Regions from separate parts of the Mus musculus genome. Here all the other regions are linked to region 1. The links are chromatin loops, found by intact Hi-C in ENCODE. Cell type or tissue: left cerebral cortex. All regions are shown on one strand. Each heading gives the region's core, and the rest is flanking DNA. Links, peaks and the distances in the headings are about the cores only.

Region 1 (6,218 bases), core at 379-5,378:
TAATCATGCTGTTGACAGAATCTGTGTACACCTCTCTGGATAGCAGCCCCAGGGAAGCCCATACCTCTAGAACAGCCACCTCCTGTCCGTTTCGAAGCAGCCGGAAGGTCAACGGGTGCTTAGAATCCAGGCCCGGGATCACCTCGCAGCCACGGAGGGGGATGGAGACGAGGTGGGTCTTCAGGTCAGCCCTGTCCTTGTGGAGAATGAGTTTGCTGTCCTTCACTCTGCACCAGCGCTCCCGCCAGCGGCTGTTAGAGAGCACATTCAGGTAGCCTGCAAGGAGAGGATGCCACAGCTCAGGCTCCCGAGGAAGCCACGTCCCTTGTCTGTGGTCTTTTACAGAGTGCACGAAACACACGCTCACATCCAGGTTTTAAATGCTCATAAAGAGATAAGAGTCATTATTACACAGCTGCCTTTCAACGGGACCTGGAGGCTCTTCCCCGGACAGAACCCACTGCACGGTATCAGGACCAGTTTCATCTCCTTGGTGTCTACACGGGAACCAGGAAACCGCCTTGAGACAGTGACAGTGGACATGGGGTGGCGAGGAGGGGCTGACAGCTGCCTGCACATAACGGAAGAGAAATCACATGCAAGACGACCCAGCTGCAAACGCTGTAAGCAGAGCACGGGAGACAGAAATAAAAGTATCAGAAGATGAAAACTCTCCAGGAAGTGGGAGGCCCGGGGAGTGGTAAACTCCCCAGCGCTGGATATGTTCCAGCAAATGACGGAACGTGGCTGGTATGAGCTCCCCACCCACAGCCCAAGGCCTCCTCCTGGTCTCTATGTCCCATCCCTGCTTGGGGAAGCCAGAGTTTCATCTCCTGGAGAGACTAACCCAGATGAAAGCTGACTGTGGCATCTGTGGCAGTTGTCCTACTATGGCCTCCAACTGTCCCACTGTGCGCACACCATCTCTCCGAGACTAAGAAAGGATTAGACAGGGAAAGGGTGGCCAGCGGGTAAAAAGGAGGATAGTGGAGAAGGCTAGGTGTCGCTCAGCTTCTTCCAGGTCTTGCACACATACGTACTCAGACCCTCAGTGCTCAGATGAAGGTTTGCACACCTCTGATGAGTTTTTCTTCAAGATATATTCCCAGTGAGTACCCACATATGCAAAATGTGAGTCCTTCTCTGGCTGGGGGCCTCCTGAGTCCACACACTCTTAACACTCTAACATGCATCTCTTGCCTCGTGAGGCGAAGAATCTCTGATGTCACAGACACCAAGACAGAAGCCTGTGAGCACCAGAAAAGGGGACTCTTGTGTTCAGGCAGCTTCTAGACATTTTTCTTCAAGGGCCATCTAGGAAGGAGAAGGAAGGCATCTTCAGATGTGGGGTGCCCTACCAGAGGCCATAGCCAGACCTGATGCCTACATAAAATCAAAGACAGATAAGGGGGATTGTTCCCAGTACAGCTGCAGGTTTCGCTTGAGAAACCGCAGCTAAATGATATTATTCTTTTTAAAGGCTTTTAATGTATAGATGGGACTGTTCTGATTCATTACTGTTTTAAAAGGAAGAAGGAAAGCCCTGCTTTAAAACGCAGTCAGACGAACATCTTACTAGAACTGTTTTGAAGGCTATCAACAGCAATCAATCACGCAGAGAGCCAGGCACTAGACCTCTCTGAGTAGACGTCACCTGTATCAACAGAGCCTAAGTGTTTTCTGAGCGCACGCCCACAAACAGGATGGCAGGAAGGCCTGAAGTAACTTGATCTATTCTGGAGACATGGATCACATGTGCATGGGCTCTTTAGCCACTGTTACAGAGCCACTCTGGACGGGGAGTGGAGGCACATGCCTGTGAGCCCAGCATGCAGCAGGGAGGCTCAGAGAGATCATGAGTTCAAAGCCAACCTGGGCTATATAATAAGACCCTGTCTCAACAACAACCAAAACCAGAAACAAACAAACAAACAAAAAACTAACCAGTGTGGTAACATATATTTTCAGTACTCGGGAAGTTGGATGCAGGACATGAGTTCAAGATGAATCTGTATGACACATGATGACCTTGCCTTTAAAAACAAAAAAAGCTCTGAACTCTAGGGCATATGGGCTTCATGAAGCTGCCAGATAGGGAAAAGATGCATCGTGTGTGAGTCGGCTGAGTTGTCTGTGACTGGGCCTAAGCAAGGATTAGAGATCTAGTGGCACAAGACCCTCCAGTGACCGCACTGTAGAGAGCCTCAAGCAGATAGTCTCAGACGCCAGCCTGGACAGAACTGACAGCAGCACCAGCCCACTCCTCGCTCCTCACTCCGGATGGAGTCTGCCCACAGTCATCAGATGCTGCCGCTTTCCCAACATTTCAGCCATAGAAGGATGATTGCATGAGACAGGTCCTCCCTTAAGTTAAAGCATGACTTCATGGGACATTACCATATTTTAATACATTCTTGGGATTTAAGTTTCAGAGAGAGAGAGAAGCAGGAAACTCAGACATGTTCACAGCTGTGTTTGTCAACAGGCCCCCATGGCACCTCACTTTCTCAAGAAGTGATTCCCAAGTTTTCATTTTCTTGGGGAGGGAACACAGAGGTGAATAAGGTCAGGCGGGGATCTGCCAGATCTTCCAGCTAAAGCAGACATCTGCCACCAGAGGGCGGCAGAGTGCAGCCAGGACCTTAAGACCTGGATGTGGACGGGCTTGGAGGCTTCTGGGGAACAATTAGATGAGGGATTTGTTGTTTGATTTTTCCACTGGTTTTTATTCTTTTTCTATTTTTATAACCCCACTTATATTATAGTAATGTGCTAATATATCTTTAAAACTGGGTAATTTCAGTTTAATATTTTGAGATTCTTTCCACTCCAAATTCTACAGAAAGAAAGGCAAGATTAAACAAGGTCTCGTTTGAATTCTAAAGTTAACTCTACAGGCCTCAGAGTCTACCTTTTTCACCCGAGCCTGGGCAGGGCTGAGTGTGCAGATGTGTTTCGTTGACTTTAAAGCACAGCAGGTAAAGAATAGACAGTGGTGGTAACACAGACCCTTAGCCCCTGCCCAGTTCACCTCCCATGTTCACAGAAACCAAGGAACCGTTGGAACCCACATCCCAGACAAGCAGCCCGAATCCCCAAAGCAATGAGTGGCCTTGCCAGCATCTTCTGGGCCCTGCGCTGAGTGATGGTGACACTGCAGAGCAGTGTCATAATCTAGCAATGCAATGAGGCTTGGACCAGTCTGAGCTCCCAGGTGGACAGCAAGAGGAGGCCTTTGTGCTTGTACCTAGGATGATGTGACTAGTATAAGGCACCTGTGTGGGGCAGAGAGAGGGTAGACAGACAGGAGGAGGGCTGGAGGGAGGGTACATTTCCAGGTCTCACGGCTTTGCTTATAGAATAACAAGAACCCTGGGACTTTGTCAGACCATGGAAGGCCAGGAAAAAAAAATCATCTTGGGTTTGGAGTCTTGGTGTGTCTCTTGGGTACATTACCCGGAGGGCTGCAAACAAGCTGCCCAGACCAACACTAATGCATCCCTCAAAGGCCTCTCAAGGGATGAAGATGGCACCTAGGGCCACCCAGCTACCTCTGCAGCTCTGCTCCCCACCCACGAAAGCCCTGCAAGAGCACCCCAGGAAACCACAGCACCCCGTCTAGCTTAACCAGACTGCAGTGCACAGGTGTGCACCAAGCTCAGCTCAGTAATTCCCGGGACCCTTTTCTGCCTGCTCAGCTGCTCTGCCCTTCTGGCCCCATCAGCTTAGCACTGTCTCCCAGCAGCTGCAGGGGCTCAGCTTGGCAGGGTCAGTCCCCCCGGGCCCCAGTCCAGCTCCCTTCCTCTGCTGAGAGCCCTGCAGCTGCTCTGAAAGGCTGAAAATGGCCATTGTTCCCTGTTCCCCTAGAGACACGTACCCTTACCTCTGGTCTGGCAGAGAGCTGCGTGTCCATTTTAGAGTTGTGCGGACAGAGGCCATTGTCTCGGCAGAAGCCAGAGCTGTGACCAGCAAAGTCTCAGGCCCCTGCTCTCAGGATCACCCAAGCTCTCAAGAAACTGACTAGCATGGAGACAGTAATGCTGTGGGCATCTGTGGGCAGGCCTGCAACGCTGTGCTCTTCTGATAAGGAAGTGCCATGACTTACAGGGAGTCAGAGAGTATTGAGGAGTGGAGTCACCCGCTTGTGAGGGCAGGGGCCACCAATTCTGCTGAGGCCCGAGACTCATGACTTCTCTGAGGCACGCCATTCTCCTCTGCAAGAGGAGGGCCCAGACTGTGACCTCTGACCTGCCTTGCCATGTTAATTAATACACAACCATTCCTCCTTAAAGCATTTCTACCTCTAGTCTTGAATCCCGGCGCTCAGGAGACAGATGCAGCAGGCAGATCTCTGTGAGTTCAAGACCTGCCTGGTGTATATGGTGAGACCGTGTCTCAAAAACAATAATTTCTTATTATCTCTAACCTAGATCAGTTGAAAAAAAAAGCAGAAGCTAAACTCTCCTTAACTCCAGACTGCTGTCATCTCAAGGGCTGATGACAAAGGCAGGAAGAAAGACTATGTCCCCAAGAGCTCCAGGAAGATGGAGAGGTTGGCCAGGAGCAGTGTGGCAGTGTCCCCAGCCTCTCCCAACTCGGTCACAGCTTTGTCCAGCTGTCTGCACTCCAGCCAAGTTCTCTCCTCATAGAAAGGAATATGACATGGAGACCTTCATTACCAGCTGACCTGAGTCTGTCCTGTTCCCAGCAACTACTTGATGATAAATAGTCCAGGGATCTGGGGTGCACGTAGCTCCTGGTACCTATGGATGCTATTATTCTTTCCTGACTCGGAACCCAAGGAGGGGAATCAGTAGGAAAGAGGGGACTGTAAACAGAATGACTCTGAAGGAAGCGTGTGTTCACACTGATGGGAAGCAGGCTCTGAATAGTAATCTACAAGGGCGTATTCCTGGTCTTGTTTTGTTCTGGTATAGGGTCTTACTATGTTGCTGTGGCTGGTTAGTACTCAGTACATAGCCCAGGATAGCCCAGACTAGTCCAGTCTAGCCCAGAATAGCCCAGGCTGGCCTTATTGGCAATAACCCTCTATGCTTCTGCCCCCTTGGTACTAGGATTACAGGCATGTACCCTCATACCAGGTTCCATTCTTGGTACTAGGATTACAGGCATGTACCCCCCATACCAGGCTCCATTCTTGATATTTTTAAGGAAGGAAAGGGCCTGGAGGTAGGACACTAGCCTAGAGCATCTCTAGTACTATAAACAAATCAAAATCGAAAGGCGAACATTCCTTTGCATTTATGAAGTTTTCCTCCTTGAAAGAGCTACTCAGTTCCCCTAAATGTGGCTACTAGGACTGTTACAGTGTGGTGTTGTTACCATTCTTGTGGACGCTGTACCCAACAGCCTGCCCACAGCCTAACTTAGGTGCCATGATAGCACCCTCCACTGCTTTGCTCTCCACATGGTGGGCACAGCTGGCTGTTACATACGCATTCCTCTGGTTCGTGTCCCTGGTTGGTTCCTCTCTTTAGCCCCTAGCCTAGACACCAGGCAGGCAAGACTGGCTTGGTGACTGCTATAGACCATATGCTTTACCCAATCTCTGACAAAATAGCATCACACACACATACATACACACACACTGGGGGTGGGGGACAGAGACAGACAGACAGAAGACAACACTGTGAACATGAGATGACCACACAGCTCTGTCTGCAACTTAAGTTCTAGGTGTGACCCAAAGGAGACTCAGTTCTAGAGCTTTGGCCTGTTTGGTGCCTGTGTCCAAGTCTGGAAACACTGGCGAGAACTCGGGGAAGAGACAGAGAACATTGGTATTTACCTTGAAAAAACCATGGACCAGCATCACAAGCCCTTGGAGATACTTCTATTACTAAAGGCTGAAACTGCTCTCCACACTTCAGACAGCCCCAGAGCACACCCAGGGATAGTCTGCTGACACATGGCAGGGTCTTACCACAAGTGGGCACATCCTCCTCTGCTGATGATGTCTGCTCATCTGTGGATGGCTTCTTCTTTCCCAGACCGATGATCTTGGTAATTTTCTTCCCAGTGACCTTGGACACAGTCCCCTTGGCCTCTGACTTGGAAGGTTTCTTCCTCTTTGCTGTCAACACAAAAGTGTGTCTTAACCATTGGTGTTAAGTGGGAATGTCACAGCGCTGATCGCCAGGCATTTCCTCCTCTCCAAACTGTCACTCATCGTACACATGAACACCTGTGACGAGCCA
Region 2 (6,218 bases), core at 501-5,500, 77 kb after region 1:
GACGCGATCCTTAACCTCATTCACATCTACATCCTGTCGACACACGGAACGGTTCTGGGTCCCAGTGCAATAACAGACATAGGAACCTGAGAGTGGAAAGGGTGGCCTGGGAAGCCCTGAGTGGTAGTGACACAATAGCCGTAGACATACAGTCTGAAAAGAGCAATCCTCCACTGTTATGTGAGGGCTACATGGTGACTTACAGAGGTATCAAGCTGTAGAATAAAGGAAGTGACATCATGGTTTAAAGCCCTCATGGCAGCCACAGAAATCTCCAGACATGGTTGGGAGCAGACAGATGGCACCTAACCAACCTGATGTGTTCAGTGATGTGTGAATACGGGCAAGAGGACAATAGTGGAGATCAACCCCTATCCCTGTGCAGAAACCCCTGTCACTTCATCTGGACAGAAATCAAGGCAGCTACAAATGAAACCGAGGAAAGAAACTCAAATTGAACAAATTGAAACCGAGGAAAGAAACTCAAATTGAAAGGGGATGTGTCGCAGTAAAGAACGTCAACCCTAGGCAGAGCTGCCATCATCAACTTTCAATCCCTGTCGTTATCTAGATAGCAGGGAGAACTGTGTCCTTTCTACACACAGACACCCGGCCAGAAGAAACTCTGCACACCGAATTCCCACCTCACCACAGACACACAGATGAGCACGGAAGGGTTGGCTTCTGCTCCTTAGAGCTGAACTCCTCTGCCAACCCTTTAACACATGATGTTTTTAGCACTAAGATCAGATGAGCCTTTCAACATTTAGGCAGAGCCCAGGGCATCTACTTGGGGTACTCTTAAGATTCCACTTGTTTCAGAGTCTCTCAAGTAAAATCCTGGCTATAGATTGGGACCTGGAAATGCGCAGTTGGCAGACTCCATCCGACAACACACCAACAGATGCTCTTGAAAACAGATCTGCACCCAACGGCTTCATTAAGGGAGGAATGTGATATAGTGGAGATGCAAACAGAATACAATTATAAAGGGTTCAAAGGGGCTGGAGCGGTGCTTTGTGGGTAAGAGAGTGTAAGGGCTGAGAGACAGTTCATGGTCAAGGATGCTTGCTGCTGTGCTCAGGGAATCTGGTTTTCAGCACTCACATCAGGAGGCTCCCATCTGCCTGCAACTCCAGACCCAGCATATCTGATGCCCTCTTCTGACCTCCCAAGGCATTCCATGTGTATGTGCACATACACATGCACACGCACATCTCTCTGGTGGGGGTGTAAATCTTCAAAAAGGCCAAAATCAAATTTAATTTTAATTTTTCAAAAAGCATGCAAGACAACACCAAAAAGTGCAAGTTTCCATTGCACACACTTGTCCCAAACACTGATGATCTACCCAACCTTTATAAATTTCAATTTTATTTTACTTAATGACTATGGGCGTTTTGCCTCCATATGTCTGTCATATCACATGCACACAGTGTCCGCAGAGGCCAGAGATGGCATTGGGTGCCCTGGAGCTAGACCATGTGGGTATAGGACCGCCCCAGGTCCTCTGCACAAGCAGCCAGCAACCTTGACCACGAGCCATCTCTCAGTCCTTGGATAAACCTTTGTAAAAAGAAACTGAGAAGCAAGGAAGTAGCTTGCTCTTTAGACTACATTTTTCAAATATCTCCTTTATATCTTTGCCATAGGCCAACTTCCTTCTGCTATATTTGGTTAAAAGAATGAAGGGTTTAGGGCCAAGAATGTTCCTTAAAATTGTCTACTTGAAGACTTTCAAAGGTGAGACTGCTAAAACCTAGAGGAGAAACTACCCAGGAAGGACAGTAAATCAACTTCAGGGCCAAAATTAGACTCAATGAACTCTGTTCGAGTACTCTACATCATAAAACACACTCAGTCAGACAGGTTAAAAAAAATCTTTACTATCTTTGGTGGGTTGAGGCTTTGTACCTGGATTCATGGTGTAGACAAAGGCTCTCTCATTTGGGCCCCACCTCCTCCCTGCTCTGGGGTACAAACTGGGTCTGTGGCTTTCAGAGTGTTGGTTTTTTTGTTTGTTTGTTTGTTTGTTTGTTTGTTTTAACAAGCTATGATAGGTACTTTTGGCCCAAACTCACAATGTCTAAAGGACAGAACTAACATAAGGAAGGCTCAGAGAGAACATTTGATGAGGCAGAAGCTTGCCAGAGCTCAGCACCCAGAGCTGAGCTGGTGCAAGCACAGAAGTAGGAGATGGCAGAGACTAAGTGTGCATCTTATAGCAGGACAAGGATGGCTCCTAGCTGTTTCATATCCTATCCTGCTATTAGAGTTGGGCTCTCTTTTAGGACAAACTGTGGGTTGCTTATTGAAACTCCTAGTTCCAAATGCTGCCTGCCTTCTCCCCACAGAAAGACACTGGCTTGATTTCTTTCTCTCTCTCTTTCTCTCTCTCTCTCTCTCTCTCTCTCTCTCTCTCTCTCTCTCTCTCTCACACACACACACACACACACACACACACACACACACCATCCTGGATACATGACAAGTGATTTTGAAATGCTCAAAGAAGCAGTATCTAATGAATGGTCTCCACATTAGTTAGTAGCTGAGGAGGGCCCAGCCTGAGGGGCAGCATCAGGTCCCCTCCCTGGACCTCACCCCAGGGCTGCCTTCATAAATCTGATCTCCAACTGTAACTGCTTTGGCTTGGTTCCCTGGGTGTAGATTTTCTTGATTCAAACTCATTCTGCAGCACGCCAAGTTCTTGGGAGAGTTTCTTCCACTTGCCAGGCGCTGACTGGGAGTTACAAAGTCAACTCTCTGGCTTTCCAGATTTTTTTTTTCTTCCCAACGGAAGAAATCAAGAAGCTGAGGGCAGAGAGGCTCTGCTCCCTCCAATCAGCACCGGCCTCTGGGTCGCCAGGCCTAAGTCAGGAGTAAGAAACTCCATGGCTGGACTTGCAGCTTCCAGCACAGTGACAGCCCCACGCTCCCCAGAGACCCGCAGGGTGAGGGGCACGTTCTCAGACGGGCTACTCCAGAGCCCGTGTAGCGCCCCCCACCCCGCCCGCTCCCCGCTTCAACTCACTGAATAAAGACAATACCAAAGTCCGGTCCACACCACCTTAGGCTAACTGCGCCCAGCACGCACAGGGCTTCGCTCACCTCACCGAAACTCCAGTGCCCAATGCACACCCAAAGCGGGGGCCAGGACTGAATGGGCAAAGCCTGGGTCGACAAGCCATGGGACACAGGACCAGGATCCCATGCGCGCGTGTCCACGCTGTCACCTTCACTGACACACGAAATCGTACCAATACAGGGACAGAAACAGCCTTTCCACCCGCCAAGCCTCCCCACACACTTAAGTCCACGTAGTTACCTCCGGAGCCATCCACACCACATAGGGAAACAGGAAGGCTCCCTCACACAAGGGTCCCCCAACCCCCGGTCCCTCTTGGTGACAATCAACTAGCTACACCCAAGAAGGAGGGCCGGAAAAGAGCCCACTCGTGGGGTGGCCAGGACCTGGAGGTGCAGAGCCCTCTGTGCCACCCGGCGGCGAGACAATGCCAGGGCGCACAGACTCCTGAGTGCTCGGGTCCATCCAGGCCAGCCCTCTCGGTGTTCCTGTCCCTCTAGAGGAGAAGGCAGCTGCCACCAACCGGGCAGCACACTCTCCGACCCATTTCAGCCGACTGCCAAGCCGGGAACCCCAGTTCAGCCTTAGCGATCGTCCTGCAAGTCCAAATATGCGGTCTGTCCTTTAGGTCTCGGATGACCGGATCTTCGAACAGTTCTTGGAAAACCATCCCAGCCCGCTGACCCTGCCCAGCCCTGTCTGGGGACCCTGAAGGGCCTCGGGGACCCTACCTGGCCCTGGGGACTCTGACCTCCAGGGATCCAACTTAGCCCTGGAGACCCCGTCCACCCCTGTATAGGGACCATGCCCTGTCCGGAGACGCTGCCCTGTCAGGAGTCCCTGGTCAGTCCTGTCTAACACCCTGAAGGGCCTCGATGACCCTACCCGGCCCTGGAGATCCTGCCCAGCCTTGTCTGGGGACCCTGCCCGGCCCAGGGCATCCAGCTTGGGGACCTTGCCCGAGGACATCGTGGGACACCTGGCCCCGCTACGGGTTCAAAGTCGCCGCCGCCTCACCTCAGGATTCAGTGGCTCGTGAGCACTGGACGGCCGAGAGGAGCGCAGCCCGCGGAGCGCCCGCTGCCTCAACAATGGAGCCCGGGGCGGGGCCCTGCGCAGCTCAGCGATCTCTCAGTCGGGACCTGGAGCCCAGACACCGCCGGTGCGAGCTGTGGCCGGAGGATTCTGCGCAGGCGCGACAGGCCCCGCCTGCCTCCATAGCCCCGCCCCCTGAACAGCAAGAACCCGCCCTCTAGCCAATGGTTAGGGAGTTGGGCGGAGGGGGCGGGGCCAGGAGGAACAAAGAGAGGCTGGGCGGGGCCGTGGGTCCGAGCCGGCACCCGGGACTCTGCGCTGATCTGATTTCGCTTCGGGCTCAGCGCCCACGTGGACTAAGCTCAGTGGTACTCGGTGCTCACCCCAAAGCTAGAATTGGTTCTAAAGGAAAACTGATGGTTCTTGCCATCCGAATTGCGATCCTCATAGCCTTGTCCGTCTTCTGGTCGAAGGGTGTTGGTATCATTAAGGGTGGAAAGAAAGAGAAAACTCCCTTTAGGTGCTGTGCCAAGCAGATCCATTTCGCTGTCCTACTTCAGGATCCAATTATTAATCTCATCCCTTTCCTGCTCAGAGCCTTGTTTTTGTTTTTTGTTTTTCCATTCCCCCACCAGGCATGACTCCTATCTACCTACTACCATTTCCATTTATCCATATCTCAATTATCTTTAAAATTCGCCCAAGCCTTAGAGGACTGTTCTGGAATGTATCTCTACAACATTCGTGGATTTCCCTCTATTTCACAACCTGTCCCTCTTCTCCAAGACTTCCCTTCTGCCTCTGACGAGAGCCTTTGTGATCATGGCTGGAGACAGCATGCTTCTCTTGGGATGGATACCCTCATCAGAAGCCCTATCCACATACATGATCACTGCAGGATCCAATCCAGTCAGCAGTGATCACCAGACCTCAGTTGGACTCCCCCCAAATTACAAATAGCTTACTTCCAGAGACAGGCCAGCCTGCCGCTCCTCAGTGAGTCCTGGAGTCCATGCAGAGCCTCAATCCTCCTGTCTGACTCCCCAAGCCAACAGATGATCTGCTTGCCCAGGCACTGGGGCCTCTTGGTACAGCCCCTTATTCGAGAAGAGCTATTCTTGGGAATGGGTTTGATTGGTGTGGTTAGTGTTAATTGTTAACTTGTTGTGAAGGATTACCTCATCGCTGAGCATGCATGTACAAAGTAGTTACCTAGATTTGGTTGAGGTGGGAAGACTAACACTGAAGGTGGGTAGCACTTGTCACTGGGCTCAAGTCCTGGTCTGTTTTAAAAGGAGCCATCTAGTTGAGTTCAGGTATTAATTGGCCTCAGCTTCTTGAAGGTGAGTGTGGTAGGACCAGCAGCCTTCAGCTCCTGACACTGTGACTTCCTTACAGTCAAGGACTGGACCACAGCTGGAGAGCCGTGGGCCAACAGAAACCGTTCTTTCCTAACTTGCTTTTGTCCAGGTATTATCAGGACAACAGAAAAGCGAGACATTCTGGGACACCGTCCTGCTGTACGAGCTGTGCTGGGACACAGAGGCAGGATGGTGGGCTGCTTTGCTCAAAAATGAGAGCAGCTGTGCTTGGGGAAGGCCAGAGAAGGAGACAAATAAAGGGAGCCAAGGAAGATGGGAGGGGAAGGCAGGTGGCGTGAGGATGGGAGAGATGGCTATTATGGCCCGGAACATTCTAAGAACAGAAATGTCTAAAGGCCAGTCACTCCAACCTGTGTTACCCTCTCATGCTGTCATCCTGAGTGTCCTCCAGTGGCCTCAGGCCCGTTTCATATGAGCAGACAGGGTCCAGGGAGGGTTGGGGGTAACTGGTTCTGGTTGGAGTTGAAAGGGGTTGGCCATAAAGGAGTCCTCCAGGGCATCATTCACTATTTTATCCGAAGCTCAAGCAATTCAGTCCAAGTTTTCAAATTGGCTTTTTCAAAGATGACAGACCCTGTTGGCATCTGCATAGATTTCTGGCCAGTTCACTCCACAGCAATAAAATGTGGATGTGGACAGTGCCCCAGGCTCCAAACATAATTGTAGATATTTTCTTCTAAAATGAATCATAACTCATGAAAAATACCTTTAGT
Region 3 (6,218 bases), core at 478-5,477, 770 kb before region 1:
GCTGCTCTTTCTAGAGGACACCAGTTCAATTCCCAGCAACCCTGTCGAGGCTCACAATCACTTGTAATTCCAGTTCCGAGGGCACCAGGATGATGAAAAGAAATAAAACACTCATGCACATAAAATGACTAAATACAGGCCATCTCTGCTGCTTGGGTCTGGAGCAGCCCACTTCATATAAATGGATGTGACTGGCAAAACAAGGGATGGGCACCCCACCAGTCACCCTTGGATCAGTCTATTTTGCGTGCAAAAGCATGCCTGCTAAGATTAGCAGGGTATAGGATGTTTCTCAGCTGATATCAGCCTCTGGCAACCCTGACTGGACTTATATGTATGAAATGCTGGCCACTGAGGTGCCAGCAAGCAGTCTGTGACTGTTTCCCATGCCAGAACTTTCAGGAGTCAATCTCAAACTGTTCCTAGTGTCTTGTGTGCACCTGATAGGGAGCAGTCAGTACTCCTGAAAAGGCCAAGGTTTTCAAATGGTAGGCATGTGTTCCCATGACTTCACCTGCTCTGGTAGTGCAGAAACAGCTGGAGATCATGGGTAAACCACCATGCGTGGCTGTAAGCCATTAAAACAGTTGTTCTTGAGACATACAAGACACAAAAGGGCTGGGGAATGACAGTGGTGGCATGCTTGCTATGCAAGCTGATGACTCAGTTTACCTCTCCAGCTAGGCATAAAATCTAGGCATAGAGGTATGCATCTGTAACCCAGCACTGAGGGGCAGAGACAAGTGGATCCCGGGGGGTGGGGGTGGAGGGTTGGGGGGGTCTCTAGCTACATTCCTGCTGAAACAGCTCAAGGACCCAGTAAGAAACCTCGGAGGGGTACGAACACACTCTGCCTTCCACCCAGGCAAACTCCCACATGTGTGAGCCTGTGTACACACATGCACTTGAACATACATGCATGAGGGTGGGGCTTAAAACCAAACAGTAGAAAAAGACTAGTAATGGCCCGGAATTTGAAGTTTGTAGCTAGCTTGGCTACATAACTTTCAGAAGGGACCCCATGGGAAGGTGCAAAGCCAGTTCCTAAGGATCTAAGGATGTCCTTTTTTTTTTTTTTTTTTTTTTTTTTTCTGTTCGAAGTGAACAAGATGAAAGAGGGGCTCAGGATGCCTGGCAGGGTGTGAGTGTAGGTCATATAAGAGTGAGTCACAAAAGAAAAAAAAATGGAGTCCTACTTTGGGGTCTTACCTGATGAATGTCTAACTTTCTGAACTTGCTCACAGGAATACCTTTTAGAGTTCTGTGGTTTAGAGTGGCCTGATGTTCACAAAGAAAGGGGTGGCATCCAAGTTGTCACTGGAGTGTATCCCGGTGCACAACCCCCGATCCCATCTGCATTAGCATCGTCCCTTGCCAGCAGTGTGTTGATCCAGCAGCTCGGCAGCCCCAGGCGGTCCCAGGCAGTCCCAGGCAGTCCCCTGCTTCTTCCTTGCTGTCCATTTGTGCACACAGTCAAGGGGCTTTAGAAATCTGAGTCTGGCTGCGAAGATGGCTGTGTTTATATGTACATACTGTGTGTATGTGCAGTGTTTGACCTGAGCTTGATCCCACAGAAGAAACCCCAGGCATCATGGTGTGCACTTGTCATCCCAGTATCAAAGGCACAGGCAGGAGGATTCCTGGGGCTTGCCGGCCACCCAGGGCACCCAGCCTATTGGGTGGACTATGAGAGACTCTATTTCAAAAGAAACAAAAACAAGGTCTCTTGAGGAATGGCACCAAAGGCTGTCTTTTGTTCTCTCCATGCCTGGGCTTGTACATGGACCCACACACATATATGCACACATGCACATGTACCACCCCCCCAAAAAAAAACACCCTTGAGTCCCATGCACCAGCCTTTACCCAATGCTCTCAGTAGTTGATTTGGACATAAATGGAATAAAACCAGAAATCTGCTTTGTGCGCAGACAGTTCCCATAGGGCTCACCCCCATCCCCACAAATTTGCAACAACCTTCCTACTTCTTTTTGGATCCTGACCTGGAAGCAAACCAGCAGTCCTGTGTAATAGCGGCTGTGGTATTATCCAACTAGCTGCCTCATCGCCTGTACGCATGACCAAAGACGCTCCCTGGGTCCTGCTTGCTTTGCCTGGATTCTCAGCAGTAACAATGTGCTAGGGACATTCAGATGTCTGTCAAGTGACTAGCAGTCAGACTGGCCCAGTGAGCAAGCTATACCAAGTGCTATACCCAGTGAGCAAGCTATATATTTCCTGGCTTAGGAAAACACACAGGCCAAGAACACACAGAGAAAAATATGTGCTTTCTAGCTCAAGAACAGGGCAGACTAACAGCTGAGGTTGAATACCAACTTAGTCCAAATCATGGATCCAAGACCACACTGGTTAAACACAGTACATGTACTCCTAGGGAAACCATATGGGCTTTGTAGGAACACCAGACATAAGGCCAGGCTACATGTGGAATTCACCTTTTCTGAGACCTTAAATGTGCTAAGAGGCTGTAGAGAACTTTTTCCAAAGTGGCTTAAACCATCAGTCCCATCAATAAATGTGAGACCATTTATTTTAGGCCCTTCACCGACCAAAGGGAGAGGGGATCCTTCCCGTGTAGTGAAGCCCAGCTTGGGGTTAGGGAGTGGGGACAAGATGAAAAGATGGCTATGGAAATAAGGCATCTCTGGACCATTTGGCTTGCAGGACAGCGTCTTCTCACCAGGGGGCGCTATAGGGGTAGGGAAAGCATGAAAACTGCGAATCTAGCCATGGCCGAAAGGAATTCAAACTCGGTCATCTAAGATTTGTAGAAGGACTCAGCCACAACACTCCGGACCTCCATGACAGACACACAGAGCACAAACACAGAATAAGTGGAAGCCAAGGCACAATGTCTGTTCCTCTTGCGTGGAGTGGTGAGCGGAGTGAGGCGGAAGCTGCATGAAAAACATTTGAAATCGCACGGCAAGCACCACGACCGGCACGCTCCCCACCCTTCACTGTCCTCAAAGCTCTGACCTTCCTCCAAAAGAAGCAGGGTCATTTATTTACTTATTCCTTGTCTCCTGGTTAAGGGAAGGACTTGAACTTTGTCCCTTTTGTTTATTCTGAACCAGTGGCACCCAGGGCTAAGCCAATGATGACAGCAGGCACTATCAATGTACCTGGAATGAATGGAAGGGGACAATGGGGACAAGAGGGCAGCTGACAGGGAGGTGGAGAGGGTGCCTGGTGCCTCCAAGACTCTTGGTCCCCAGTGTGTATACTGGCCTCGACTTTGGAGACATCTCCTTCCAACTTCCTCCTTTGTGTCTTTGGGTTGTAGCCATGTCTCGTCCAGCCTGATGTGTGAGTTCCTTGAAGGAGCCAGTATCCCTCTTATCCATCCTGCCACCCCCTTCCCTGGCTCCATCTCTGCCACACTGTATCAGTCAGGGTTCTCCTGAGAGGCTGAGGAACCAAGAGGATGTGCACATAGCTCTATGGGAAGGGGTTATTGGGGGAACTGGCTCTTGAGGTTGCAGGGGCTGAGAAGGCCCCAAGAAACCAAAGGTAGGCCGGAAGTGACTTTGTCCAAGTCCAGTCCACCAGGGCAGCAGAGGTGGGTGAGCTCAAGAGCCTGGCTCTATAAAAGCCTAGGGAAGGGGACTCTTTATTCGTCAGGAGCAAAGTACCCAGTGTTGCTTTAGGGTGGTTCAGGATGGTCAGGGCCATTGGCAAGTAGTGTCACCTATACTGGGCCCCAAGCAAGGACCAAAGACATGCAGAACATGACTGGGCTCAGGGCCTAAGAAGAAACACATTGAAAGGCCATGAGGTGGCCACAAAAGTATCATCCTGCCTCTCCATTAGATCTCTTCCTCTTCTTCCTCCTCCCCTCTCCTCCTCCTTCTCCTCCTCCTCCTCCCCCTCCTCCTCCTCCTCCTCCTCCTCCCCCCCCTCCTCCTCCTCCCCCTCCTCCCCCCTCCTCCCCCCTCCCCCTCCTCCCCCCTCCCCCTCCCCCTCCCCCTCCTCCTCCTCCCCCTCCCCCTCCTCCCCTCCTTCTCCTCCTCCTCCTTTCCTTCTTCTCTTCCTCCTTCTTTTTGAGACAGGGTTTGATGTAGCCCAGGTTGGCCTCAAACCCTTTTTCTCCAGCCAAGAATGACCCAACCCTATATCTCCTTGATGAGTGCTGGGGAACCGGGCATGCCATTAGGTTTTCCTGTGAAGACAGACAGTGCGCTGGGGCTGAAACAGTCTCTACGTGTGGACTCAACATCTCAGTCATTTAGTCTGACTGGTGCTGGGTAAATCCGGAGAGGTGACAGTGGAATGCATAGGAGACCTCCATGTAAAGAGAAATGTCAGGGTCTGGGCCAGAGTGATGGCACGTGGCTGTAATCCAGTGCTCAGCCTGATCTACATAGAGAGATACTAACTAAAATACTAGAGATTGAAAGAGAAGGTCAAGGGGTGGGAGAGAGAGGAAGAGAGAGAGAGGTCAGAATATCTTCCTTTTTTCCTTTTTCACGTAAGAGACATGTATGTGTCTCCTTGTGTAGAGATACATTCCTGAGAGTGAACACAGAGGGTGCCATGGGTCCAAGAGGAGGCTGCTGGGTTTTCTGGGAAGGAAAATTATTGTGGGTTGCCATGGAGCTGTTTGTATCTCATGCTAAATCTGCCTCCTCCAGAGGGGCTGCCTGGAGGAGGAGTGGATCAGGTACCCAGGTGATTCTGTGTGAACCTTCTTTCTCCCCATTCTAACTGGTCAAATAAAGGCCAGAACCTGTGATTGGGCAATGGAAGGGAAAGGTGGGGCTGGAGGTTTTAGAGAGTGGGGGAAGGGTAGGGGACAACAGAGGAGAAGGACAGAGGAAAAAGAGATGGAAGAAAGATGGAGCAGAACTACATGCCCTGGAGAAGGAACAAGTAACAAGGGCTCTCATAGCTGGGGAATAGCTTAGTATAGTGATAGATCTGCCCAATCTAGACATACAACTTATAAACATAATAACTCAGTTGTGTGTTTTTGCATAGACTTATTGGGGTTGGAAGTTTACTACAACAGGAAAGAGGAAAGGAAGGAGCCGTGGTCAGGTAGGAGTGGATAAAAAGCGCCCGTGTTCAGCTCAGCCTCTCCTGTCTGTACAGTCCGTTGTGTGGGGATTTTGATGGAGAGAACTAGGTGAGGAATCACAGAGCTTACCTGGTGCAGACCCCACTTTTCATGAGCACCGACAGCAAACACCACCCAGGACTCTGACAAGGCTATGGATTATCCACTAGCCCAGGAGGGCCTAGCTCCACTAATGCCTTAGAAGGGCTGGCCTTGTGCACTAAACATGCTACCTATGGCCACCAAGGGGCAGTATGGTGTAGCATTGCCCAGCAAAGAGGTCTTAAGCCAATTATCCAGCTCCCTGGACCTCAGTTTCCTCCTCTGGAAAGAAAGAAGGAGAATCCAGGAGTTCACAGCCTCCTGAGGGCATGCTGAGCAATCCTGTGCTGGGCTGAGAAGTCCTTTCTCCGGCTCTCATCTTCCTGTATGGCCGACGCTGGGTCAGTGTTCCTGACCAGCAGCTACTACTAGTCCCTCTCATTCCAAGTAGATGCTTAGCTAGAGGGCTGAATTCTCTGAGGAAGCTACTTAACCAGCTCCCAGGAAGGGCTGTGGGGAGAGGCTGGAGGAGAAGCTGAGGCCCCTGATAGACCGCCTGGTCGTTGCAGTGAGGACTGACCAAGGCTCAGCTTCTCCAGCACAGGAGACCTCCAGCAGAAGCCCAACACAGAGGGAGGCTAGCCATCCATCCCCTCCGAGCCCCAGGATCTTCATAAACAGCTCTTTGGCTACTCCTCGATCTTGAGTGATTTTCTCCATAGCCAATGTGATAAAGCACTGCCGTGCTCCAGAGAGAGGAGCTGTCCACCCACATCAGTGTGAACCAGGCCTGGGCTCGGGCAGGTCTTGGCTCCATGGCTCATGTCTTTTATCAGCTCTGAAATTGGTCACAGGATTGCTGTTATCTGATCCCTCGTCTCCAACTCGGTCGGAGGGGCTGCCAAAGCACCAGTCCTGGACTGATGGAGGAGCTGCCCGCTTCACGACCTGAGCACAGAGCCCCCCAGGCTGCTCTCATTGTCCACTGGCTTTAGTTGCCTGTGTCCTGGAGTGGGAGGCAGAGGGGAGGAAGCTGGAAGCTCATGCTGCTGCAGACGGTCTATCTGTAAGCTTGTTTGCTGCATGTGTGCATGCC
Region 4 (6,218 bases), core at 602-5,601, 230 kb after region 1:
TTTTAATGCTAGGTGTGGGATAGACATGGGGCTACTCCAGACTGTCCACAGCAGCTGACTGTGATTTGCCTCATGCTCTCACAGAGGCGTGGTTTGGCCAGCTGCAGTTTCTGTGATTGTGTGACGGTTGGAATTCTGGGAATGTTTCAGAGACTATATAAATGTTAGAGCCCTGTGGGTGGTTGTTAGTCGTTCAGGATGGTTGGTTGTGGGTTTTTATTAGTAGTCATGCTAGAAGAAGAAGAGGAGGAAGAAAAAGAAGGAGGAGGAGGAGGAATAAATTAGACTCAGAAATTTCTATCTATCTCTCTCCCCTCTATCCTTCTTTCTCTCCTATCTAGTGATGGGGATGAAACTTGGGTTGGGGGAGGAGATAAAGGTGAGAACCACAAAGTAGTAAAGACCAGCTACAAGTAAAGAGGAAACAGAAAGAAATTAGATTCAGAAATCTCTCTCCCCCACCCCTTATCTTTCTTTCTCTCCTATCTAATGTTAGGGGAGATAATGAGTGAAGAGCTCACAAAACAGCAAAGAGTGGCTACAGTCCTGCTCTAAAATGCCATCACACCTACTGTGGCCCTGTACAGCCTTCATTCACCTGGGTACCACTCATCTGCTCCTCCCAGCCCAATTGCTCTGTCATACCCTGGGAACCCTGTGTGCCTCTGTGTAGTGGATACGTTTCTTCATTTATCTGACTTGCTGTCTCAGCAGGCCCCAGTAGGCTCCTGGTTCTCCCTCTGTTCTGACCCTCTCTTATCCCTGTCATTGGGTTCTCCAGCCCTGACCCCTCTCTTCATTCTGCCCTCCTCATTTGGGCAAACACTGAACCCACCCATCCTTCTACCACCCATGCATCCAGCTATTCATCCACCCAGCTACCTAACTGTTCACTCATCATCCATCCATCCCGATGTTTACCCACACTCCTACCCCCCAGCTTCCCATCCACCACCTCTCTACCCACTCACCTATCATCTGATTACCCTCCCACACACCCATCTACTCATCCACTCACCCACCGTGCCCCCTTTCCACCACCCACCCACCCTTCCATCTGTATATATCAGTTGGTTTCTCCAGAGAGCCCAGATTAAGACCTCTTCAGCTTCCCGGTGCCTACGCTTAGACCTGGGCTGAGCATAGCCTGTTCTCAGCTCCTCACACCTCATCCTAGCACCGGCTACCACTTTTGTGCCCCTGACATCTGAGAATTTATTTTGGCACAATTCTAGGTCCCACTTCCAGCTCCTGTCTCTGGGCCTGCTCCTGCTTAGGCCTGGTCCAAGTCCTATCTCTTCTGGGTGGCCACAGTCACCTCCTCTTGGTCTCTTTGTTCCTGGTCTCCCATCCCTCCACCAGAAAGCCAAAGGCATCTGTTAACAATACATATCAGCCACCCTGCCGAAGGCCCCCACCTGCCTCTTCCTTCCATGCAGGTGGCTCCTGCTTGGTGCTCAGGGGTCAGCCCAGCTGTCGCCTCCACCTGGAAGCCCGAGTGGTGGAGTTGGGTGATCTCCTGGCTTCCCACACCTCCTGGAGCTTTCACAGGTGGGAAGCATGCCATGCTGCCATTCTCTGACAAAGCTGACGCTAAGTTAGGGATGGAGCCAGAGAACCAAGGCAGGAGACTGGCTCATTTGCCTTTTAACTCCAGGAACAAAAGGCTCAGATCCCCAAAGAGCACTTGGTGAGTCCTCTCAGGAAAAGCTTTCTGTAGAAAGATCTGAAGGGCAGCACTAAGGACATTCGGGTTAAGAATTAGTGCGGAAAGATGGAGTCGATGCTGCTCCTAGCCTTGCTCAGTGACTGTGATCAAGCTCCGAGCCCATGTAGTGCCATGGGTGGAGGCACAGCCAAGCACAGCCAGGTGCAGCCCCATCCCCATCTCTGCATGTATCTCAGGTAGAGGGGTTCTCTCTCAGCCACAACAGTATTTGTGTCCATGGTATTAAGACCATTGCTCTAGGGCTCACACTTCCCACCCAAGACTTGTGGAAACTGCTTCAGTGGGTCCAGATGGGAAAGCCAGCCTGGCTTCACCCACAGCCACAATCAGTGCATGTATGTCTCATGGGGGCTCTTTCTAGCCATTCTTCCTTCCCTTTATGTTGCTGGACACAGATGTTTGAGTTTACTATAGAGCCCCAAAGCATTATACATACATGTGTGTGTGTCGATATGGTGCATGTGACTGCATATGCCCAAGAAGGCCAGAGGCATCGGATCCCCTCCGGAGCTGGAGTTACAGGTGGCTGTGAGCTGACCAGCATAGGTTCTGGGAATCAAACTCATTCTTTTCCAGATCAGTATGTGCTCTTATCTGCTACTCTGTCTCTCCAGCCCCTCTACGCACAGTTTTTAACAGCATGCATACAATACAGAAAACAGCATTTTAATAACTTTAAATATATGTACCTTAAAGCCGAATTTACACATAACTTTACAGGGATAAATACGTGGTGTCTACCATTTCCAGGGATAGTAGTAATTGAAGTTTCTGTTCAGCAAAACCAGCATGTTTATTTACTGTACTGCCCCCTGGTGGGAGAGTGCGCCACTGCAACCTGCTGTCTAGGTCCAGTCAGCCAGTATTTCTTCCTCTGCCAAACAGAACCCAGGCCCCTGCTCTCCAGCTACAGAGGAACAGAATGGAGGGGACAGTTTCCTGCTGGGTTACTTCCCAATTCTGAGGTTTTGGTGCCTGGGTGTTCCTAACCTGTGAACATTGTGTGCGTAGGCTCAGGATGGGGTGGGTACTTCCTTAGTGTCTTCTTGTCTCCTGACTGGTTACCTAGTTTCCTGACTCTCACTTCCCCTGTTTCTGGTGGTGCCCCACCTGAAACACAGTCCAGGACTCAGCAGTGTGCCAGCCCCATGTCTAGCTCAGATAGTTCTGGACGGTTACAGGATGGGCTCAGTCCAAGAAGAGAGCTCTCAACCACATCAACCAGTACCCAGCACCCTAGGACACACAGGATTCTATCCAGGAGGCCATAAGACCCAAGCCAGGCAGCTGGGAGGCCAGCTAACTGAGGAAAAGCGTCTCTTGCCTTCAAGATGTTTCCAACGGTGCCCCTCCTGGTCAGGATATTTGGGAGTAGGAGGTACGTACCTGGGACAACCATTGCCATAGTTGTCCCTTCATGGGAAGTCAGCCTGAGAAGAAAGTCACACTCAGGGCATCTTGGAAGAGTGATGAAGCACCCAGAGCTCCTTGATCAAGCCAGTCCTGAGACCACATCTGGACTACTAGGGCCAGAGCCAATGGAAACCTTTATGTTCGAGTCACATGCACTTGAGCTTTGTGCACTGCTAACACCATTCCTAAGCCCCACCCCCAAATCCGGAGGGTTGCACCACTGAAATGAATGAATGCCAGTGTGCTTAAGCATCCGCAGCATGGCCTCCCTCCAATGGCTCGAGATTTGGATTGCTTCTGCCTAAGTGCCAAACATTCCAGGGTCCCCCACCTCTTGTCTGTTCTTTCCTTTGCCAGACAAACTCAGGGAAGTCCTGGACTCCTGGATGACCTGACCCCTCTCTCTAGGGCTAGGAGAAAAGAGGAAAGGCCCTGCTCCAGGAAGGGTTGGGGGCGAGGGCAAAGTGCAGCAGGTGCTCCCTGCACCCCAGTACCAAGAAAGGAAAGGAGGGCATGTCCTCAATAATACAGTACCCAGACTCCCACCCCACAGGGCTTTTAAAACTTCCCACAGAGCCTCCACAAACTTCCCTCCACTGCTAATATACTCCACAATATTGTCCACACAGCCGTGGGAGGAAGGGCCCTCAGAACAAGCTCCCAGTTTGCAGCAAAGAAGGTATGATCTTTTGGTCCAGACCAGGGTATCCATGTGACCTTCCACCTTCCCCATCTCTGGGAAGCTATGGCCAATAGAAGGACCACATTGGACCCAAGACCCTGAGCCAGACACTTCTGGTGGGATGGCGACAGCAGTGTTGGGGCCTTTGGGCCTGGATGGATGCAACAGAAAAGTGAGATATGATACAGGCTCTAGGAGGCGTCAGCCTGCCAGCCAAGGTCATGGTCATCAGCATGGACTCATCAGGCTGCTCTCAGGACCAAGATGCTCTTTGCCCTATTCTAGGCACTGGGGTTTTAGGTGCTCAGGGGCAAGTGTCAGGGACCACAAGGCCTTCGTGGCTCACCCTTTTTCAGGTCTTAAAAAGCTTAGGGATAACCAGCTTCAGTCGTCAGCAAACTGACTTCTAACTAACACTTCAGGTCTCCAGAAAGTCACCAAAGCCACTACTAACATGGCCCATAGTCAGAAGTGCCGCCCGTAGCAAACTATCCGACACTCAGACGATTAGCTGTGTGGCCCAGCAGGTGACATGAAGGGGCTTGCTCAGATGGCCACAGCCTGTTTTCTTATGTGTAGCACGTGTACTGAGCCAGAAGGCCGTGCTCAGGGTCCTTGTCACTGCCACTTAAAGTGATCTGCTCAGAGAATCTGTGCTGTTGTCCCTACAGCTGGACCCTGGCTCAGATGATGTATGGTAATGCTTTCACTAGAGAACAGAGGGGATAGAGACACAGAGACAGAAAGACCAGGGACGAACAGGGCACTGACCTTGAAAATCAACAGATCTTCAAGGGAAAAGGCTGGGGCCAGGTAAGAAGAAGTCAAGTGGTTTCCCTTCCTGGGCTCTAACCACGGGACATCAGGACTCAGCCGAGGAGATTTCAGTCATGAGTGTCTGTTGAAGAGGAAGCAGGTGGATTTTATTTTGCAGGGATAGTTGAATGACTGTGTAGAGTGCAGGAAAAGCTCGGTGCCTTGCCAGGTATCTGTAGTCTAAGTGTTCAGGAGGCAGAGGCAGGAGGTTTCCTTGAGTCTGTGAGTTCAAGGCTAGACTGGGCACCATAATGATACTTTGTCTCTAAAAGGGGGCAATTTAAAAACTCTTTTGAGAAAACAAAACAAAACCAGGCCTGAACACTCTTACTCTATGTACTCCGGAGGCTGAGGCATACACTGCTCTAGAGGCTCGCCAGGGATGTGTAGCCTGTCTCAACAACGCAAAACAGCAAAACAGAGAAGGGCTCTCTGTACACTGGATTGTGGAGTCTCATAAACTCCTTGCAACCCATCACTGACCCTGTTTCCTGTCCCCTTTGCACAGGTGAATAAATAATTGGCCAAGGGAGGGAACTTACAGGGTCACATGACCATGAGTGACACACTGGGACCCAATAGCCCGGTCCATCTACCATGCTCTGCAGGTACACAGTAAGAATGGGATTTTGTTTGCTCGACCATTCTGGATTCTAGCATGTTTTGGACAACAAAGTGTTAGAGTGTCTTGGCAGATCAGGGCCAAGGAATGCCTTAAAGATCACATCATGCAACGGATTTATGTGGGAGAGGGGGCTGGCTCTGTGTAGGGACATGAGAGAAAAAGACAGGTGGGAGGTGGTAGCAGGGCTTTCTGAAGGGTACACAGCTCATGGAAATGTGTAGAATTTGGCTGGTGATGATGTGGCTGCTGGCACTGAGTCGCTGAAGGCAGATTGGGGGTGAACCTGGTTCTGGAATGTGGGTAGTTCCTAACACAATACCTTTTGCCAAAGTGGGGGTTCTGCCTAACCATTTTACAGGGAACCTGCTTCCTTCCAAGAAACTGCTCTCTATGGCTGCTTAGCTGCAGTGCTCTGCTTCAGACCCGGGAGTGATTCAGGCCACTCCTGTCTAGGACAGAGGTGCCTACACAGCCCCTCAGAGGCCAAGGCTAGGGGCAGAGACACGAGCTAGCTTACACAAGGACTCTGGAGGATCAAGTCTAAGGGAAGGAAGTCACCGTTCCACACTGCAAATTGCAATGTGTCCTGCCCGTCTCCTGTTTCTTGCCCCACCTAGCCTGTGGCTTGACTTCCTGGGTCACACAAGTGACATTCAGGAGTGGTTGTATGACCCAAGAAAGTCTCCTGATCCCCCCACAGCCTATCTCCCCACTCCTTGGAAGGATCTGGCCTTTCAGGGCAGCTGCCGGTGAGGTAGGTAACAGGCCAGAGTTGGGGAACTGCAAGGCTTTGACAAAAAAAGCTCCTTAGAGGCAGGGCTGCAGCCTTCAGAGGGCTTCATAGGTAGCATCAGGGCAGCATAGGACTCCTTGAGAGGACAGACTGAGAAAAGCTGAAATCCAGCAGGCCACAGGCAGGGAACAGAAAAACAGGCCTGACCCATTTCAGTCAG
Region 5 (6,218 bases), core at 470-5,469, 390 kb after region 1:
CTACTACACTGTGAGTAAGGATGGCTCCTAATAATCTGTCTTAGTTAGAGTTTTTACTGCTGTAAGCAGACACCATGACCAAGGCAAGTCTTATAAAGAATAACATTCAACTGGGGCTGGCTTAGGTTCAGAGGTTCAGTCTATTATCATCAAGGTGGGAGCATGGCAGCATCTAGGCAGGCATGATGCAGGCAGAGCTGAGAGTTTTCTACATCTTCATCTGAAGGCTGCTAGTAGAAGACTGTCTTCCAGGCAGCTAGGACGAGGGTCTTAGGCCTGCACCCACAGTGACACACCTACTCCAACAAGGCCATACCTCCAATAGTGCACTCCCTGGGCCAAGCACATACAAACCATCACACGATCCTTCCCCAGTTTAAGAAAGATATTCAAGACCATCCTCTAGACCAATGGTTCTCAACCTGTGGGTCTCAAGCCCTCTGGGAATCATACAACCCTTTTATAGAGGTCTCCTAAGATAACCAGAAAGCACGGATATTTACATTATGATTCATAACAGTAGCAAACTTACAGTTATGAAAAAAATATTGTGGTTGGGGGTCACCACAACATGAGGAACTGTATTAAAGGGGCGCAGCATTAGGAAGGTTGAAAACCACTACTCAGACAGAGAGCCAAGGTTTTGGCACCTGTGAGAAGCGAGGTTAATTTAATCACCAGTACTTGGAATACCTTCAAGGTAAAAATGAGTTACCTGACTTAATCAGCCTTCTGGCAAAACCAGCCAGTACCTAATGGCTGGTAAATAAGGCCAACAAGTAATAAATCCATTGTCAGCTATGAGCAGTGGGGGCTGTGAGCACCTCAGTGTGTACAGAACATGAACAGCCTCAGGCAAGGTGGGCAACACAAGCAGCCTCCTCTGCCTTCACTTTCTGGGATGGTCAAACCTTACAACTTGACTGCATATGGAGTCTTGAGAAAAGGAAAACTTATCTCTGTGTGTAGCTGAGGTAATTTCCAGAAAGCTTTAACTGAGGGAAGACCCAAGCTAACCATGAGAACATCATCCCATAGGCTGGAGTTCCAAAGTAAAGTTTTAAAAAGAGGGTGGGAGGCTGGCTAGATGGCTCAGCCATAAAGGCACTTGCTGCCAAGCCCGGAGACCTGAGTTCAATTCCAGGGGCCCCACATGATGGCAGGAGAGAACCGACTCTCCCAGTTTGTTCTATGACCTCCCCAGCCACCACGTATGCTATGACACGAGTGAGCCTCTGCCCAGGGGATAAATGAATAAAACAGAATTTTAAAAAGTATAAGGGGGTGTGGGTGCAACACAGACCAGTAGGTATAAATGCTAGCCATCAAGGCTAATGTATGGAATTTGATCTACATGTATGGTAGGAGAGGGCTGATTCAGATAGATGTCCTCTGGCTGTACATACCCAGAGAGGTACACACACAGGCACATGCACACACATACATACACACATAAATACACACACATGTGCACACAGCGAGCTAAAACAAAGCTTTCTTAAGTAACTTCTGTCAAGTGTTTTGTAACAGCAACAAGAATAGTAACTAGTGCACCCACATTTTTTAAAAAAACAAACATATTTATGGGGGCTGGAGAGATGGCTCAGTGGTTAAGATCACTGGCTGCTCTAGGAGAAGACCTAGGTTTGGTTCCGAGCCCCCCACATAACAGCTCACAACTAAAGGATGCCACCCTTTCCTGGCCTCTGTGGGTATTGTACCCATAGAGTCATATACATGCACGTAGGTGAACACATAAAATAAATGTATGATATAAATATACGTCATGCATGGATATGTATACACATATGTATATGTATATCTCCCATACCAGGCACTATGTACACCATAATCAAAATACTTCTGAGGCAGAGGCAGGAGGATCAGACATTACAGGCAGTTTGAGCTACATGAGACTCTGAGTAAAAAAGGAACCTTTGAGCATGTTGTCACTCACTCTCACTTCTTCTTCTTCTTCTTTTTTTTTTTTTTTTTTTTTTCCTGAGACAGGGTTTCTCTGTATAGCCCTGGCTGTCTTAGAACTCACTTTGTAGACCAGGCTGGCCTCAAACTCAGAAATCCACCTGCCTCTGCCTCCCAAGTGGTCACTCACTTCTTAATTAGCATGCCACAATAGTTCAATGAGAAGGAACCATTTTTGTGACAACTGTGGAGAGGACAAAGTTCTCATACTCAAAAATCACCTGCCCTGGCACAGATTCATAGGTAATGAGAAAGTGAATTTCTTCTTAATTAAAAACATCGATGGCAAAGGAGCAAGGTGCTTTGGTCTAGATCCCAAAGATCCCAAGCCACATGAGGCTACCAACACAGCCACACTGGTGCAGATCAAACAAACAAAGCCCACAGAGCCAAGCTGCCTCAATAATACAGTTTACCAATTCTGTGAACTTACCGACCTGCTTTGTCCCCGTTTCTCAGAAGCAACGATAACTCTGCACACGGGGCAGTGTCTGCCACGTTCCTGGGACTCAAATCAGGCACTTGTGATGTTCCTGAGGTAAATGACAGTTTCATTATCACTGTTCTGACACAACTTTCCTCCAGTCCTTTAGTCTATTCAAAATAAAAAATTATGAGGCCCTAGTTTTGGTCTGAAGTCCTATATGGATGTCCCCTACAGACCAGACCCAACCAACATAGAGTCATTAACATCACACATTGTGTTATCAGACTGAAACTTTCAGGACACCTGGGAGATTGGTACCACCTGACCTTACGGTAAGGATTTCCTTCCTGCTTCAGTCTTACAACAAAGTAGCAGATGACCTGACCTTGTTTCTGTTCCTCTTCTAGGTCCCGCTTTTAAGAGTCAGTGTTATGTTGGCATAATGGACTGACCCATGATGCCAAGACTGAGTCAGGAGGATAGCGTTCGAGGGCAGCCGGATCAACTGAGACTCAAACGGAGAACTAAGGTTTCAGGTGTAGATCAGCGGTAGCGCACTTCCTTAAGAATTCGCTAAGTCCACAATGCACTTGAGAAGTATAAATAGTGTCCTGCCCGGGCACAGTAGGGAGCAGTCCTCAGACACTACAAATTCAACTTACAAGCTAACTTTGTTCTGTCTTGGGATACCTCCCGGCCGCCGAGCAGATTGTAAAAAGCTGCGGTCAGTTCGTTCTCCCGCTAGCGAGTATGATGTCAGGCAGAGTGCAAACGCCAGCAGTCACCCCAGCCTGAGCTCCTGCAAACCCTTCCTGTCTGGAATCTCCCGGGCCCGGCACGTCCTCACCTCCCGGATCCAGCTTGGGATTCGTGGTCCTAGTCAACCCGGCGTCTGGAGGACACTATTTATCAGGAATATCCTGACTTCTGAGGGCGGAGCAAGCTGGTGGTGCCGCCCCGCCCCACCCCGCCCCATCCCGGACATCATCCCTCCCTTGACTGGGGTTGCTGCCGGCTGAAGCCTTGCGTCATCATTCTGAGCCGCCCCGTCGCCAGGGAAACGCGGACGCTTCCGAGAGCTCAGCTCAAATGCGGTTCCGGGTTTAGAGTTTAAAGGATTTCATTCCGGTTGCCTTCTCCCGGGTTAGATGCTTCGGGCTTATTCAGAAACCGCCTTCGGTCAGAGCTGTCGTGTTTAGGTCCAGGCCTCTCGTGGCTCTGGGAGCACTTCCAGGAGAGTTGGACCGCGGATCCATTAAGATGCACTTTACTCAGAATTGCTCCTAATTTTCCAGATGGCTTCCTTGCTAGGCACTCCTAAATAGTGCTCGAGTTGGCAGATTCCCAAAGTCACTACAGAACTGCTCAGCGCACCCCTGGCTAGGAGTTTCTGAGCAAATATCTGCTTGTCCAGCCAGGACTTTCATCATTGTGGTACAGCTGAGAGGAAATGTGTGCCTGCATGGGTACAGCTGATACCTTTGAAAAGGACTAAAATGATGGATAATGGAGTTAGGGCCAGAGAAAGATGCTGAATTCCGTTTCAGAGACAGACTTAAGGCATTGGGATCAGACACAAGTGGACTCTGCCGCTGCCAGCTAAGGCTGGGAGCTGCTTGCCTTACTGCATAACTACTTTGTCCGCAGCAATTACTGCATTTATGGCTCTGACTCAGAACACACTTGCAGTCACAGGTGTCAGTGGGGCTTTCCTATTGGAAAGTAGGGAGTCCTGCACATGGGTCATGAACTCATAATGGAGAGGACTGACTCCAGAAAGAGGTCCTTCAATCTCCAGGAACATTCCCTGGTACATTAGTGCCTGCACACACTATACAATTATTATTATTATTACTAATAATAGTACTAATAATTATTAATAATAATAATAGCAAAGGGAAATGACTGAAGGGAGGGCAGCCTAAGGAATATGATTGCTCCCACCATAAACAGTCACCAAATAAACTCAGATAAACCAAGAACAAATGCATCCTTCTCACCTGGGGTGCAGTTGTCACAGGGCCTCCCACCACCAAGCAGGGGAACCTGGCAGCAAAGGCAGAAGACAGCAGCCACCAACCCTGGATGCCTTGCTCTAGTCTAGCCTAGAAGTTTCCGGAAACAGAGAAGCACTCCTACCCAGTCACCTTCATAGTGCCTGAACAGCTGGTAAGATTGTCTTCTGCCTTTCTGAAGAGTCTGAATGGGCAGTCAGTCTCCACCGGCATTTACAACCTGAACTCTGTCATTGCAAGGAGTCCTTGAGTTCACAGGGCTGCTCAGAATGGCCTGCAAGCATGCATGCTATTGTTTTTCCAAAGCCAGAGAGAAACAAGGTTTCCTCATTACAGAATTCACTCACTACAGAATTCATATGTATCTCACAAGTTCTGTCCAAGCACAGCTAATAAGTCAGATTCCTGTGTTAACATGAGGAAAACATTGCTTCCTTGGGAATTATCAGTTTAGATGAACTGTGGGGAGATTGACTCCCTAAAATTAAGGTTTTCCTCAGCAACAATGGCATTGTTATCTGGGCTATGTGATGGCTCATAGGCATAGGAGCAGAACAGGGGTATAAGGATTGTTCTATGGGCTCTTTGGGAAAGTGGGTTCTTACCCCCAAGGACAGACAAAATGGGTGGTGTCCCTCTGAGGCTGGTAGCAGTTGTTGGGTCAGCGTCCTTGGGGAAGGATATTTGTGCCGTGCTGTGATTTTGTTAAGAGGCAAACATTACCTAGATTCATGCCCAGGTCTCCTGACTCTGTTTTGTTGGGAGTTTGTTGACATAAATTAACTCCATTTGATTCTCATTCCATCTCCTTCCAGGAGTAAGGACTAGAGGAGACATTGTCAAGCAGTTGTGAGGGCAGGAGGAAGGGTCAGAGGTACTGGTGAGCTGGGGCCCCAAGACAATGGCTGTGGCCATGGAGCCGGATGGGTGGGAAGAGAACCATTGACTGGCAGTTCCATGGAGGATAAGTGTCGTGTCTCAGTAGCTAAGCATGTAGAGGACACTTAGAGAGCGTGGTCCAGACCCCTCCCTTCCAGCGTGCATGCTCTCTCTCTCTCTCTCCCTACCCTGCTTCTTCTCTAACAGTTCTCCAGTTCTCTGCCTCTGCCCATCTCTTCTTCTCAGGGCAGGCTCAGCAAGTTTGGATCCCATTGCTCCACTCTCTATTTAGTTCTACGGTAACTGGGTTAAAGACTTGCCCCAATTCAGTTTGATGGTGATGTTTCTGGCAATGCCAGCACTAGGTAGGAGGAGCACAAGTTTCAAAGCAGGCAGGCTGACATAACAAGATCTTGTCAAATCAATCAGTCTTTCTCAGCTCTGGCCTGGTTTACTTCAGATCTCTTGGTGACATTTGCCTATGTTCTCCAGCTTCTTTGCAACTCTGAGGCCCCCTTCCTGGTTCTTAGGACACTCCTAAGCCTGTGTATGACAGAGAACTCATTGGACATCTCTGTGTTGAACCCAGGAGACAATGAGACTGCAGGATGGTCCAGGTGAGAGGAGAACCTAAAGTTGATGTCCTTAGGGGCAGACCACTAAAGTTGGAAGGGTTTCATGTTACAGGAAAGAACAGGTTTGCCTCGTTAGCTACTTCCTGATATGACTGCCAAAAAGAAGCTCCAAGGGCGGAGGCACACAGCTCCAAGGGAGCTGGGGTGAGAACATAACTCAAGGGACAGTGACCTGGCAGTGTCTACAGGAGCCCTGCCCACAGACCCCACTGGTATTCAGGTATGTGACAACACACTTGACTGTACATTGTCACAGTTTATTCCCACACTCTAGTCACT

Evidence for each region. Peaks named below come from ENCODE experiments on the same cell type or tissue, not always from the same donor. Only the 100,000 strongest peaks of a DNase experiment are listed, where the experiment ranks them.
Region 2: a loop joins it to region 1, with 6 times the contacts of the local background. A loop is called at or near these places in 35 of 42 quality-filtered maps.
Region 3: it touches region 1 in a loop (4-fold over the local background); 6 of 42 quality-filtered maps call a loop at or near these places.
Region 4: it touches region 1 in a loop (2.9-fold over the local background); 4 of 42 quality-filtered maps call a loop at or near these places.
Region 5: it touches region 1 in a loop (2.3-fold over the local background); 3 of 42 quality-filtered maps call a loop at or near these places.

The regions. Positions count from the first base shown.
Region 1 is chr5:35,968,446-35,974,663 of GRCm38, reverse strand. Afap1 (actin filament associated protein 1) reads right to left here. Exons shown (of 17, transcript NM_027373.2): 9 at 5,945-6,094; 10 at 65-276. Among named protein-coding and RNA genes, the nearest start is that of Afap1, 78 kb to the right of the region's middle. In left cerebral cortex, for the core only: a CTCF peak has its summit at 2,614 (motif pointing right); DNase peaks (open chromatin) are centred at 1,647, 2,282, 2,600, 3,818 and 1 more place; H3K27ac peaks cover 2,002 bases.
Region 2 is chr5:35,891,428-35,897,645 of GRCm38, reverse strand. It overlaps Afap1 (actin filament associated protein 1), which reads right to left and starts at 4,327. Exons shown (of 17, transcript NM_027373.2): 1 at 4,106-4,327. In left cerebral cortex, for the core only: CTCF peaks have their summits at 3,515 and 4,303; DNase peaks (open chromatin) are centred at 2,686, 3,529 and 4,310; H3K4me3 peaks cover 2,293 bases; H3K27ac peaks cover 1,340 bases.
Region 3 is chr5:36,739,142-36,745,359 of GRCm38, reverse strand. No RefSeq gene overlaps it. Among named protein-coding and RNA genes, the nearest start is that of Bloc1s4, 6.4 kb to the left of the region's middle. In left cerebral cortex, for the core only: CTCF peaks have their summits at 2,693 (motif pointing right) and 5,325 (motif pointing right); DNase peaks (open chromatin) are centred at 2,701 and 5,323.
Region 4 is chr5:35,743,490-35,749,707 of GRCm38, reverse strand. No RefSeq gene overlaps it. Among named protein-coding and RNA genes, the nearest start is that of Ablim2, 11 kb to the left of the region's middle. In left cerebral cortex, for the core only: a CTCF peak has its summit at 2,547 (motif pointing left); DNase peaks (open chromatin) are centred at 2,556 and 5,541.
Region 5 is chr5:35,580,174-35,586,391 of GRCm38, reverse strand. Acox3 (acyl-Coenzyme A oxidase 3, pristanoyl) reads right to left here and starts at 3,358. Exons shown (of 19, transcript NM_030721.3): 1 at 3,258-3,358; 2 at 2,417-2,516. It overlaps 4931431C16Rik (RIKEN cDNA 4931431C16 gene), which reads left to right. Exons shown (of 4, transcript NR_045807.1): 4 at 2,818-5,165. In left cerebral cortex, for the core only: no CTCF peak of the experiment used is centred there; a DNase peak (open chromatin) is centred at 3,472; H3K4me3 peaks cover 1,760 bases; H3K27ac peaks cover 762 bases.